3 separate regions of the Homo sapiens genome follow, and regions 2 and 3 are each linked to region 1. A link is a contact called in ENCODE Hi-C or POLR2A ChIA-PET data. All regions are on one chromosome and are shown on one strand. The core of a region is the stretch at or near the end of the contact, and the rest is flanking DNA. Distances in the headings are between cores, read along the strand shown. Region 1 overlaps ITPR1 (inositol 1,4,5-trisphosphate receptor type 1). Region 2 has its middle 49 kb from the start of ARL8B. Region 3 overlaps EDEM1 (ER degradation enhancing alpha-mannosidase like protein 1).

The links. Hi-C counts contacts between places; a loop is a spot of excess contacts on that map. ChIA-PET counts read pairs that join two places held with the same protein, here RNA polymerase II (POLR2A). Pooled maps may share reads with other maps.
Region 2: a loop to region 1 is called in a map of gastrocnemius medialis, with 4 times the contacts of the local background. The contact joins two enhancer-like sites. A Hi-C loop is called at or near these places in 9 of 168 maps with a recorded cell type or tissue (K562, Ramos, body of pancreas and 6 more) and 5 of 50 pooled maps. POLR2A ChIA-PET finds 5 or more read pairs at or near these places in 6 of 52 experiments (HEK293, MCF 10A, OCI-LY7 and 3 more).
Region 3: a map of posterior cingulate gyrus shows a loop between it and region 1 (4-fold over the local background). The contact joins two enhancer-like sites. A Hi-C loop is called at or near these places in 8 of 168 maps with a recorded cell type or tissue (B cell, CD8-positive, alpha-beta T cell, PC-9 and 4 more), 3 of 37 single-sample maps with no recorded cell type and 9 of 50 pooled maps. POLR2A ChIA-PET finds 5 or more read pairs at or near these places in 3 of 52 experiments (MCF 10A, OCI-LY7 and common myeloid progenitor, CD34-positive).

The regions. Positions count from the first base shown.
Region 1 is chr3:4,719,623-4,724,372 of GRCh38, reverse strand. All of the region lies in intron 40 of ITPR1 (inositol 1,4,5-trisphosphate receptor type 1), which reads right to left. Among named protein-coding and RNA genes, the nearest start is that of EGOT, 30 kb to the left of the region's middle. Within about 2 kb of position 3,477, at least 24 of the 41 ENCODE cell types and tissues checked have a DNase peak (open chromatin) inside an H3K27ac peak, as active enhancers do; they include gastrocnemius medialis, where a contact is called at or near this core.
Region 2 is chr3:5,070,921-5,075,299 of GRCh38, reverse strand. No RefSeq gene overlaps it. Among named protein-coding and RNA genes, the nearest start is that of ARL8B, 49 kb to the left of the region's middle. Within about 2 kb of position 2,624, at least 2 of the 41 ENCODE cell types and tissues checked have a DNase peak (open chromatin) inside an H3K27ac peak, as active enhancers do; they include gastrocnemius medialis, where a contact is called at or near this core.
Region 3 is chr3:5,197,691-5,202,468 of GRCh38, reverse strand. EDEM1 (ER degradation enhancing alpha-mannosidase like protein 1) reads right to left here. Exons shown (of 12, transcript NM_014674.3): 3 at 2,774-2,877; 4 at 545-716. Among named protein-coding and RNA genes, the nearest start is that of EDEM1, 12 kb to the right of the region's middle. RefSeq lists an enhancer at 4,638-4,778. Within about 2 kb of position 2,973, at least 7 of the 41 ENCODE cell types and tissues checked have a DNase peak (open chromatin) inside an H3K27ac peak, as active enhancers do.

The DNA of each region.
Region 1 (4,750 bases), core at 2,228-4,727:
ACCCTTTTGATAGTTTGATCCCCAAGAGGGAAGAAAGCCTCTTAATATAGGGCTGCTATATTATGTAATCTAATGATTTCTGTCTTTTGTCTATTTCCCAACAGAGAAAATGAAAGAAAGATCCAGGGCATTAAACTACTTCGGCAAAGACAACAAGGGTTGCTCACTCAATTCTGGACAGACGACCTTTCCTGCATGAGTCCAACTCCACTAATCTCAGGGAGAAAACTTCCCTCTGAAGCATGCAGCCTCCTGCTCGGGGTGGGGAGGGACAGTGCTGGTGGTAGGAAGGACATGAGTGGGGAAGGAAAGTAAAAGCAGAGCACAGGTAAAGGTATTTTCAAAATGATAGAAAGATCACAATCCAAGAATGCATTTTTAACTCTACCCTTACATTCTGTATGCTAAAGAATTAAAACTGTGTAAACATTTTTGCTATCTTCCCTTAGTGCAAAAAGAACATATGAGAAAAAGCAGAATTAAAGCAATTTCCCATGCATTTTAGAGCAGACAGAGATATAGACAGAAGTATTATATTCTACTATTTGCATGGGAAACCCTCCCACTACAGCATCCTTTATACTGATCCAATATGATCAGAACAAAAGAATTATAGGCATGGATTCACCATAGGAATGCACGGAGCTACCCTCTTACCCCTTTGCCAATCAAAACAAAAGCAAAAGAAAATAAAGATGGAACTAGTATGTCGTCTGTTTGAATTCTCTTGCCTGTGCTCTCTTTGTCCAGAGAAGCATCTTGAATTCTTTCAGAATAGAAATAGGTAGTATATATCTATTTCTTAATCACCCGGCAGGGATTATGTTTTATGATTGTACTGACACACTATTTCCTCTGTTAAACTGCTGTCATGCTTGTTCTAAAATTAGTTTAATTAATTCTTAAAACAAAAATTAAATTTAAATTAATAACTGTCTTTTCCCTTGAAAATTTTACGAAGCCGTTTGAGAAAACAGAGGATGCTTTGCATCTTCAAGAATCGTGTCTAACCAGAAAAACACTTTTCAATGTGATCCCTTCGTGGAATAGACTGGAAAACCCCAGAGCACTGCATGAGCATCCTGTGACTATGGCTCATCCAGGGTTTAGCTCTGGCTCTCTGTGTGGCCCTGAGCCAGTCACTGAACCTCTCTGGGCATCCACTTCCTGACCTACTCAAGGAGGACAAAGCAAATATTCTTTTTTTGTGTGTCTGTCTGTTTTTGTGATGGAGTCTTGCTCTGTCTCCCAGGCTGAAGTGCAGTGGCATGATCTCGGCTCACTGCAACCTCCGCCTCCAGGGTTCAAGCGATTCTCCTGCCTCAGCCTCCTGAGTAGCTGGGACTACAGGCATGCACCACCACACCCAGCTAATTTTGTATTTTTAGTAGAGACATGGTTTCACCATGTGGGCCTGGCTGATCTCGAACTCCTGACCTCAAGTGATCCGCCTGCCTCGGGCTCCCAAAGTGCTGGGATTACAGGTGTGAGTCACCACACATGGCTGCAAATATTCTTTAGGATTCCTTCTAACTAAAATACTAATTAATCCTTGGTTTATTTTCAGTAAATTTCATTTCACAATATCTAGCTGGCAAGTTCCCTAAATAATCCAACCCATGGGCCAGGCATGGAAGGGGCCAGGCCATACATGGTATCTAAGTCGGTAAAACCACCCATAGCCTATACTAGCACTTCCTTCTAATGCGGATGTTGGCTATGTTTCCTTGAGGATAAGGTTATTTTATGGCAATAAGCTGTAATTTCAATAAATATAAGCATATTAATAGGATATATATGTTCAAATAAGATCTGTATAAATACAATGTATAATACCCCAAGGAAAAGATAATGTTTAGTAAATGAATAAATGGAATTATATTTTTATTGTCACGTTTTTTACATGAAAGGTGAAGCCCTCATTGAACATGTGTTTAGGGGGAACATTTTGAGGGCACGGGCTCTCTGAAATTCCCATGTTCTGTATTCCTGCTTAGTCCCAGGACCAGTCACTGCGTTCAGGCGCTGGCACCTCCAGTCAAGGCCAATCTCACACATCAGCAGGCGATTCATAGTGATCTGATGTGCTCTGGTTTTGAACTGAGAAACCAACTAGTGCCCTCTACTGCCTCTTCATATTTACTCTGCAATCTTGTCTTCCCAGTGTTTTTAGGCGAGGTGAGCAAAACCTAACTTAATAGAAAAATGACTCCCAATGAATGGCTTTGAAATAGAAATTCAAACTGCACCTCAAGTCACTGAATCTTAAGTGTCCTTCCTGGATGAGGCCACGAATCAGGCCCTCATTATGGTACCTTGGGTAGTAACTGAATATATGCATATGCGACACTGATCTACTCACTTGCAACACATAATGTACCCAGCATTTTATCAAGGGACAAATTTCTACTACAAATGAAAGAAATTATACTTTATCATTCTTAAATGAAAAGGAGCACACAGACTTCCTAAGGTGACTATTTCTGGTGTCTGCACAACAGCACCCACGCACATCCATCCATCCGCTTCATGTGTGCCTATCACAGACCAGCACAGATCGCGGCCTGCAAATACCCTTTGTTTTCTACTGCCCTCAGCAGTAATCCCCTTCCTACCCTGGGGCTTCTAGAATTTTCCTTTGAAATGGGATGTCTCTTTCTATGACTAACCTGATAGAAACCGAATGCAATTCAAAAAATGTAACTGTACCGTAGATCTAGTTATCAGCAAATCAAAGACAATTTGTATCTCCAGCCGCTCGAATCAGTCTTCAGAGTTCCTTTCCACTCACTCATAACCTCAGAGGAGACCAACAGTGAACAGGCTTGCAAATATGTTTGCTGGGCCCGATCCTGCATCAGCCTCTGAAAACCCACACTAAGAAAACAGAAAGCTTTAAAGAAAATTGAGCTAAAATAGAAGTTATCTAGCATTTCAGTAGAACAACTTTAAATCTTCCTATCTGCTGAGACAACTATCTTTACTAACTCTATTTGTTTTTAGAAACAGAACTAAGCAAAAATTATTTAGCTCCAACAATGTGGTTTCACCTACAGTTTATAGGACAAGCTCATCAGAACCCAATAGCAAAGTTCATTTTTTAAAAACACATTCTGACATGACCAAATTATACAACTTCAGTCATTACGGAATAATCTCAGTGATATGCATATATATATATATATATATATATATATATACACGCACACACACGTATCTACACACAGACATATATAAATATATATAAATATATATATATATATATCCCTCCACTGACTTTGCAATAGGTTCTGTATGTTCTGAGTTGAGTTTGCTCTGTGGTTGCCAGTGTCTAACAGTAAACAGCCCCACTGCATTTATTGGCAATTACTGCTGAAGGTCACACATCAGCAGTGAGCCTAAATTCCAGGAAAAAAAGCAGCTCTTATGTAACTGCTGCCTGAACACTGGCAGGTACCCAACCCAGCAGTTCACAGCAATGTAAAAAGTAGGACATCTCCACCCTGGGTTGGGCGTCATGAGAACGCCCCCTGAAGGTGAAATTTAATCACTCTTTGTTTCTCCTGTTTCCCCCTCTACCTCGAATTTTACAATGGCATCTTTTGCCGGCAGAAGCAGCTCAAGTAGGAGAAGTCGAGGAGTTAACATATGCAGGCTGCAGCCGCCCTGAGTAGCTGGAATGTGAATTTAGCTTTTTTGTTGCAATGCAGGAGGGCAAAGTTGCTAGCTGGCACCAATGGCTCCAGAGATTCCACAGTTCCAAGGAGGCAGTGATTCAGTGGGAATCACATCTCAAATACGTAGAAACAGACACGTCCACTGAACCACAGTACCTGCTTTCTAAACACACCAATCCCTTCTACAGACACATCTATGAAAACTAGGTGGACTACTGTTCTGCTCACCACCTCGGGAGTACTTCGCTGGAACTATCCGTTTGATTAGTGCAGCACTTTAAAGCATAGGAAAGCAATTCACATGATTACCTGTTGGGGCCACTCACCTGTCATCACCTGATCTCCTAAGCCGCTACCTGGCCTCCCTGCTTAGGTAGAAGTCCCCGGATTCCATGAGCTTCTCCTTTCTAATGTGTCTCACAGCTGAGAGCTGTCATCTTGCATGAATCTGTATTATTGTCCCTTTGCCCCCCACAAAACTGTAATCTCCAGAATGGCAGACACTGTGCCCATTTGGGGCACCACTGTATCCAAATCCCCCTGGACGTAACAGGCACTCAAATATTAGTCATATAAATGAATGTCTTTAGCACCAGCTGTTAACTCTTTCAAGCCAAGAATGGCTAGAGGAGGGAACTTTCTGGGATGATGGAAACATTCTGTGTCTTGATTTAGGTGGCGGCTACACAGGTGTACACATGTGTAACAATTCACCCAGCTCTGAGCGGAAGGTACAACAACATGAGGAGTTTCTCTCTCTCCTCCACCCCATCTGTCCCCCTGCCCCAGCCCCAGGGGATTAAGAAAAATCAGGGGGTAAGGATGGAGACCCTGCCTCTTTGCTTGCCAAAAAACAAACAACCCCTCCTCTTCCTGGTTTCAAACAAAATTTTATTCTAGAATGCAGCGGGGAAGACCCCATACCATGCGCTTTTCTTGCAGGAAATCTACACCTGTGTCCTCATTTCACCCTGTTTTCTCAGAGCACTGACAGGGCCTCAGTAGGCATTGTACTTTTTATCAAGTCATTAATTGCACATCAAGTGGCCTTTATGATCAAAGCATGGCGTCCC
Region 2 (4,379 bases), core at 1,375-3,874, 350 kb before region 1:
CAAGTCACGGCAGATGCAGGAGGAAGAAATAACCTGACCCATCTCTTTCCAAGCTTCAACCTCCTGCTGGTGCCTACCATTGGCCAACCAGAAACCAGTCCCTAGAGATCAGCCTCCCAGGGTGCACAGCAAGCTGGAGTGCAACTTCCCAGGCTCAAGCAATCTTCCCACCTCAGCCTCCCAAATAGCTGGGACAATAGGCCTGTGCCACCATACCTGGGTAAGTATTTTATTTTTATTTTTGTAGAAATGAAGACTCACTACAAAAATAGCAGTCATTGCCCAGGCTGTCTTGAACTTCTGGGCTCAAGCAATCCTCCCACCTCAGCTTCTCAAAGTGCTGGATTACAGACATGAGCCACCACGCCCGGCCAGCACTAAAAATTTGGTTCACGTTATGAACCCAACTATTTGGTAAAGGAAGAAGTATGTTTCTATTAAAAAAAAATGTGGCCTCCATTTTTAATCAGTTACTAGTATGAAGACACTTTGCAGTAAATGTACATTTCAGTGTTTACATTGAAAGCACAAGCCAGTTAGCCTGTTCCCCTGCTCTGTTGGGTGTTTGTTTGTTTTGAGACAGAGTCTTGCTCTGTCGCCCAGGCTGGAGTGCAGTGGCACAATCTTGGCTCACTGCAACCTCCACCTCCCCAGGTTCAAGTGATTCTCCTGTCTCAGCCCCCTGAGTAGCTGGGATTGCAAGCACCCGCCACCACGCCCAGCTAATTTTTGTATTTTCAGTAGAGACAGGGTTTCACCATGTTGGTCAGCTGGTCTCGAGCTCCTGACTTCGTGATCCTCCCTCCTCAGCCTCCCAAAGTGCTGAGATTACAGGTATAAGCCACCGCGTCTGTCCTCTCGTACTCTGTTTATCAAGAGTTAAGTGTGTCTCTGTGTGAAGATATACTGCAAGCCTCTATGACTTTTCTGCTGGTTCTCATATTTAGAAGAAGAACCAAAATTAGCGAAAAGGAGCAGGCAACTACCATGTAACAAAGAGATTTTGTTTGTTTTGCATTTGGGAAACAGACCAGAAGTGACAGTGAGGCAGTAGGGATGGGGGAATTGTCTGTCTCAAAATATGCCTGTCATACGGCAAGATCTCAGACTCTTAGAGATGAAAAATACCTTTAAAGAAACACACACACATGCTCAAGTCCTATGTTTCTCAAGCCCTTTTAGCTGTGAAACACCTTGTTTGCCCACTTACAAACACATTTTGTTTTTTTTTAAGAGACAGTGTCTCTCCCTCTGTCACCCACCCAGGCCAGGATGCAGTGGCACCATCATAGCTCACAGCAGCCTCAAACTCCTGGGCTCAAGAGATCCTCCCACCTCAGCCTCTACAGGTAGGTGTGTGCCACCACACCCAGATAATTTTTTTTTTTAATTTTTATAGAGACAGGGTCATGATTTATTGCCTAGGCTGGTCTTGAACTCCTGGCTTCAAGCGGTCCTCCCACCTTGTCCTCCCAAAGTGCTGGGGTTACAGGCATGAACCACCATGCCCAGTCTAGAAGAATGTTAGTAGTTCACATTTATTAAGTACATGACTATGTGCCTGGTATTGTGCTTTGTACTTTACCTGGATTATCGCATTTCATCTGGACCACAATTTTACAAGAGAGCTGTTCTTATTTCTTCCATTTTACAGAGAAAGATACAAGAGGTCAGAGAGATGGCCCAAGGTCATATTGCCAGTGACTGTGGGAGATAAGATTTGAACTCAGGCGTCCTGACCCCTCAACCTGTGTCTCCACTTTCAGATAAAAGCCAAATTGCTTTGTTAAAGCAGAGGGTAGAACCCCAGAATCCTGATCACTCTCTCCTTGACCATGTCCTTGTTCGTGGCCACCAGGGGTACAGTCTGAAAACCCATTCAGTCCAACACTTCATTTGATAACTTAATTGATTAAACTGATTAATTCAATAAATAGAAGAACAATCACTCAGTTCTCAAACACTACCCATCTCTTATTTTTCTCTTTTCCTTGATATAATTAGACACCGTTTTTCATAGCTATCATCAATACACACATGTAATTTCATCTTGGGCTCTTTTTAACATAAATCTCTATTTTCTGTAAACATTTCATGTATAAACCCAGACATAAATCTTACCGATTTTAACAACTGCTTATTATGTTAACGGAGCACTTGATGAGAATTTCCTAACCTGTATTCCATGAAAGCCTACCTCCAGGTGATATGAATAAGTATCTGCAATAAAAAGGGGTTTTATACATTTTTACATTTATATTATACATTATATATATATATTTATGATAAGTTTGGGGAACAATACACATACTCTTCTCACAGTATGTTACTCTGTGAGTATATTACTCCCTTTCAATACCCCCACCAACATGCACATTAGAATATTAGAAACACTGAGAAGTCACACAAGAAAGCAACTGGCATAAACAGGCTTAGCAAACTGATCTGATGGTGAAATCTTTTTGGAGACACCCTTACTGAGCAGATTTACTGCCCAATAGACTCCAGTTGATGGCATGACACCCTACGCCAGGTTTGCTGGATTCTTTCTACATGCATGCGAGTGCCCTTACTTTACAGATGAGGAAGCTAACACTCAAGTCACCCAGCCAGCTGGCAGCACTGGTTAGGACCATAACTCAGGTCTCCTAACTTTTGCAGAAATCCATGTGACAACATTGTCTGGGCTCTTGCAGGTTGACACATGCTCTGATATTTCACAATTTCTGAAGAGCAAGTGAGCACAATGCCCAGTTCATGATGGATGGCTCAGGTCACATGGTAACTTGGCAGCTTGGGATAAAACATTCAGTCTCCCCTTAGGTCCTGTAGAAAACCCAAAAAGCCTTCTCAAAAGGTGAATATGTAGCGCTCTGCAGAGGAGGACACAGCTTTGCTCCCAAATCCTGAGGTTCTATGCTGATCCACCCCTAACCAGCAGCTCCAAACAGCATCTCTCAGCCACAGATACTTCAAGCTGCATCCTATCTTTTGGGTTGTAGGGCTCAAGCAGGGAGCAGCTTTCACAGCAACCTGATCCTGTTGTGACCTTCTCATATTCTATGCCCTTCATTAAAAAAGGCCACTGTCAGTGGGTTAGGAATGAAGATATAGGCTCAGGGAAGGAGCCACAACCAACATGCAATGGGGCGGGGAAGAAGGCAGGTGTAAATATCAGTTATGACCATGTGACTAATTGCAGAAACTAGGTCTGTTATAGTTATGGGCATTTCTTCCCGATTTTGTCATGGAGGCCGATGCAGAAGGATCACTTGAGCCTGCAAAATCAAAGCTTCAGTGAGCTATGATCTCGCCACTGCACTCTAGCCTGGGTGACAGAGTGCCTGGGGTGCTCTCTGGGTGCTCACCCAGAATGCCTGGGTGACAGAGCCTGGGGGTTACCACCCCCAACCCACCTCTCATTAAAAAAAATGTGCTAATACGATTTAACGTTGTATTTCAGTATTTAAGTCACGATTTAACCTTGTATTTCAGTATAACCTTGTATTTCAGTATTTAACCTTGTATTTCAGTATTTAAGTCACAGGATATCAAAAGGGCAGTGTAGCTCAACTAGAAAAGGAATGAACATCACCCAAAAATAGTTAAGGAGGTTTGGGGTCCCTTATGGAGGAGAAAGTTAACATGTTTACAGATGCATGAGAGGTTATCATATTACGTTTTGACCCATAGTATTTCTCATTGTTAAGGTGCCAGCTATCAAACAAATACTGAGTATAAAATGGGAAAGAGATTCAGGGGAGTCTGGTGCAGCCAGTCTGCCTATGAATTCAGAAATAATACTGTATTTGTCCATGCACAAAGTTCAGCATCCTTTTAAAGCAAGTGTGCCAACAAGGATGAAGGAAATGGATGCCCGTGTATTAGAGGATGAATAAACATACGCCACTTGGGGGAACTCATGTTCTCTTAGTCTTCTCAGAACTTACAAGCTGCAGAGACTTTTTGTTGATACTAAGAGATGGGTTAGTGTGTGTGGGGGATTCTGAGCAGAAATGGTTTTTGGTGCCAGGTGACTCATTTTTCAACAACTTCCACATTCAGCAGATGGTGATAATGCCAGCACTTAGCGATGGGGCTGAGTAAATCAGGACGGCATGTTTCCACACTTCTCAGATGCTTATTTCTAAACATTATGTAAAAACCATGTCTTCGAGCACTTCTCTCGGCAGGAAGGGATGGAGCCCGGGCAAGGTTTCTGCCCTTGGAGTTGTTCTTGCCCTCCTATTGGAAAGTTACCACGGGCCACACTACAGGAACATAAAGAAAAGGTGACAGACGCTCTCACTTTTCAGGCACCGCAAACATCAGGCCACAGAGTATACTGACCACACTGCCACAGACATTGTCTGTCTTCA
Region 3 (4,778 bases), core at 1,724-4,223, 480 kb before region 1:
CTCAATTCCCAGAGGAGTTCTGGGCTTGGCAAATCAGATGTCACAAATATATAATCTAATTCCAGATCCTGGCATTTAAATCAGCAGCTAACTTGCTGGTCTGTGCAGCCTTTATTTGAAAGATCCACGTGAAGCATTGAAAAGAACACTCACTGAGCTCCCGCAATACCCATGTGAGGATCTCTGGGAAAACAGACCCAAGTCAGAGATGAAGACAAACTCCCCACACTGCTTTGTAGCAGAGAATATAAATCACACATGTAAATGGACTTAAGAATACTGAACTTCACAGAACATCTACTCTTTAAGGGGAAGGAATAAGTCAGATATATCACTGTTTGCCTTTCATACAGTGGATGTTCAGTAAATGCTGAATGAATTTTAAAATATTTACATCATATTTAAGGCCAAATTCTTCTAAGGACACTGCTTTTCTCATCTACCTCCATCCCATTCCTTCTCCCAAATAAATTAGTAAGCAAAGAATTTTAATTCAGGAAGATAGTGAATTGTCAAACACAAAGGGTCAAACCAGTCTACCCACCCGAGGATATGGAATCCCTGTCTTGGTGTTTTCAAAAGCAGGGAGGAGCCGCACCGCCAGGTCATGGGCCATGTATAACAACTCATTATCATAGTCCTTAATTGTCATGTCACCAAAGGGCTGCTTGGAGTCAGTTATTATTCTGTGAGCAGAAAGGAGGCTTCCCAGGACCCTAATGACAGGAAGAACAAAAAGATAATACAATCGTGTTGCTTGTAAATGCACATAATCCAATTCAGAAAGATAGAAGTATGTTCATATCCACATAGACTCAGAACTGCCTGACGTCAGAGAGACCTGACTTAATGGACTCTTGAATTCCTTTCTAGCTCTAAGAATACACGATTGATTTTTGTTAACCATATTACTAAAAGAGAGAAAGGGAATCATTTATTCGAGACTACCAAAAACAATGCTATTTAAAATAGTAACAATTTTGGTAATCTAAATCTTAGGGCATTAAGAAAAGGGAGTTGGCTGGGTGCGGTGGCTCACGCCTGTAGTCCCAGCACTTTGCCAAGAGAGATGCATCTCTTGAGGCCAGGAGTTCAAGACTAGCCTGGGCAACAAGGCAAGACCCTGTCTCTATTAAAAATAAAAAAAATTAGCCGCATGTAGTGGCACACACCAGTAGTCCTAGTAGCTACTTGGGAGGCTGAGGCAGGACGATCTCTTGAACCTAGAAATTGAAGACTGCTACAATCATGCCACTACACTTTAGCCTGTGTAACAGAGCAGGACCCTGTCTCTTAAAAAAAAAAATAAGAGTGTACTAACTGTTCTCAGAATAAATATTACCTATTAGTATTATTAAATTACTCCTGATTTATTTCACTTGGGGAAAACACTCATAAAAAAACAGAAGCTGGGCATGGTGACATTTGCCTGTAGTCCCAGCTATTTGGGAGGCTGAGGTGGGAGGATCGCTTGAGCCCAGGAGTTCAAGGCTGCAGTGAGCCGTGATAGCACCACTGCACTTCAGCCTGGGCAACAGAGCAAGACCCTGCTCTAAAATGAAAAAAAAAATTTAATTTAATTCAAATTAAAAAAAAAAAAACAGAGAAAGGTAAGACAACAAATACTAAGTAATTTTTGTTGTTTTGGCTGCCAAGCAACTTCCCTAACACCGTAACATCTGGTAAAGAGGCAAGGTGAAGAGGAGGAGGAAAAAATGACCTACTAAGAGGCAGCAGGCTACCAGCTTATACCTAAGTCCTTGTAGACCCATAAAGTCCCATTCTAAAGATCTGAAGTAGGCTGTGATATATGTCAGAACAAAGGTTTTCACCAATTTAATTTTAAATAAGTATTACATCTGTGAACTGGAATGTTATGCAGTTGATACAATTTTCAAAAGATGTAAACAGGAAAATAACCACAATGTATCAAAAAAAGCAATATACAATATACTAGGTATACAGCATGATCCCAATCCACTAAACAAATAGAGAAAAAGAGAGAGACAGAGAGAGAAATAGAAGTGAGAGATATACCTAACAAAGAAATATACTAAAATGGTAAGCAGTGATTTTCTGTGGGTGGTAAGATGGGAAACTCTCATTTCCTTCAGAAATATGTAGGGGTTGTCCTAGGACACGGTGAAAGAAGAAAATGAAATCAGACTATAAAGGGAAACCATGAAATTCTGTACTAGACAGACACCTATTTTACACCCCCGTTAAAACATAAATGTACCCAGGCATGGTGGCTCATGCCTGTTATCCCAGCACTTTGGGAGGCCAAGGCAGGCGGATCACTTGAGGTCAGGAGTTCGAGACCAGCCTGGCCAACATGGTGAAATCTCATCTCTACTGAAAATACAAAACTTAGGTGTGGTGGTGAGTGCCTGTAATCCCAGCTACTCTGGAGGCTGAGATATGAGAATGCCTTGAACCTGGGAGGTGGAGATTGCAGTGAGCCAAGATTGCACCACTGCCCTCCAGCCTAGGTGGCAGAGACTCCATTTCAAAAAAAAAAAAAAAAAGAGTTTAATCTATAAAAACAAAACAAAATACAAACGTGTCTTTCCCTTCAGTCCGGAATGTGATTACTTTGAAATAATTGTTCCAGTTTTGACAGATATGAACATGAAAAATGCACACTGCACCCATAAAGCCCATATGGACTCCCTGCCTGGATCATGTGGCAAAAAGACCCTCAAAGGTATTTTTTTCTTTAAACACATAAAAAGAAGTCTCCAATTCATTTTATGAATATTCATTATTTTACCTTATCGTGGCCTCAAAGACTTGGACGGTGGAATCTTTGTCAAATGAAACTGTGTTGATCACTAACTTGACGGCTTTCTGGAACTCGGATGAATTTCCCATTATCTTTAAAAAGAGGAACACAGGTCATTACAGCAACTTGAAATGAAACTGAGGCTGTATCATCACAGCAGCCCAGTCACGTCACCTAAATGTCTGTATGTGGTTTTGCTACCATAGGAGTAGAAACACAAGAGACAGAAAAGCAGTTATTTCTTAGCATATATTCCCAGCACATGGCTGGCCCATTTCCTCCAACTCAAGAGTCCTGTCTCCAAAGGACAAAACTGTGAAAATAATTCCTTGTAAAATCATTGGCACTCCTCATCTTCCCAACTCCACTCTCCAGCAAACTTCACTATGATCTTATTTAACATGCCAGGCATTGTGGTTTCTAAAACTTCTGGCAGGTATACAAATAAATCAGAAAACTGAAGAAACAAAAATATGTCTTTCTCTCTGCTCCTCAAATAAATCAGCAGCTTGGGTGCTTGGCTCCCAGGAGACCAAAACATGTGGAAAACTGAATGAACTTGTTGATTGTTATCCAGATGCCTAAACACTTTGAGAAATAGTGGTAATATCTTTTGGAGCACAGGATAAAACCAGTGACTGATTTAAAAGAAACAAAACATATGAATAATCAGCTCTATGTCCTTTTTAAAAAGTGATCTAGAATTATGATTCCTATTTTGGGTATGTAGATACGACGTCACACTAAGCCACTCTCTCCTATGTGAAGCACAGTTGGGCATCAAACTTTATAGATTAACCTGAATCAAAATTATTTCATTCCACTCTAAATTTTATGACAACCCTGAGACTATAATGACATCATAAGGACATACTGTGATAGAAAAATAAATTTCTGGGACCCCAAAATCACTAAGCCAAAGGGAAAAGTCAAGCTAGGAACTGCATCAGGCAAACCTGCCTCCCATTTTATTCCTAAATAAGATAGCTACAAAGATTCAAAAAAAAAAAAAAAAAAAAAAGCTATATACGTCCCTTACAATTTACCTACAAGGAAATTCCTTGTGGGCCTCAAGATCTTCCCCTCAAAACAATTCTGCTGAATTTCACCCAGGCAATGTAAATTGACAGTTTATCTTCACAGGTACAAACAAAGGACAGAACTCAGTCATCCCTCTGCTCACCTAAGAAAAATGCATATCTGATTGCTTCCTCTGCCCTACTGTTTATGTAAAACTGCAGATTCACTAAGCCAGACAAAGGCATAAGTGACTATTCCTCTACCTTTGTCACAGGTAAACTGTATATTCCGTGAAAGGCTAATCAGAGAGTCAACCGGCTGGACACGGTGGCTCAGGTCTGTAAGCCCATACTTAGGGAGGCCAAAGCGAGCGGATCACTTCAGGCCAAGAGTTCAAAACCAGCCTGGCCAACATGGCAAAACCTTGTCTCTACTAAAAATACAAAAAATTAGCCAGGCGTGGTGGCGCATGCCTGTAATCCCAGCTACTCGGGAGGCTGAGGCACAAGAACTGCTTGAACCCCTGGGAAGGTGGAGGGTGCAGTGAGCCGAGATCTCACCACTGCACTCCAGCCTGGGCAACACAGCAAGACTCTGTCTCAAAAAAAAAAGACAAAAAAAATGTAACCATTTGTCTTTTATCTGCCTGTGACTTGGAAGTGCCCCCTCACCCCACCCCCAGCACTTCAAGTTGTCTCACTTTTCTGGACTGAACCAATGTACATCTTACACATACTGATTGATGTCTCATGTCTCCCTACAATGTATAAAACCAAGCTGTGCCTAACTACATTTTTTCCACCTCATCGTTATTTTGCTGTAACCTACAGAGTAAGTACAGACATTTCTAGCTTTCAGTTCTTTCTTTTTAGAAGATGATGCAATAATGCTGCAAGTTGCATCCAATGGTCAGGGGACTGCTATCTTCACAGTGTTTCCCTAGCACATCTGTTAAAGCCTGTTTAAATGTTAG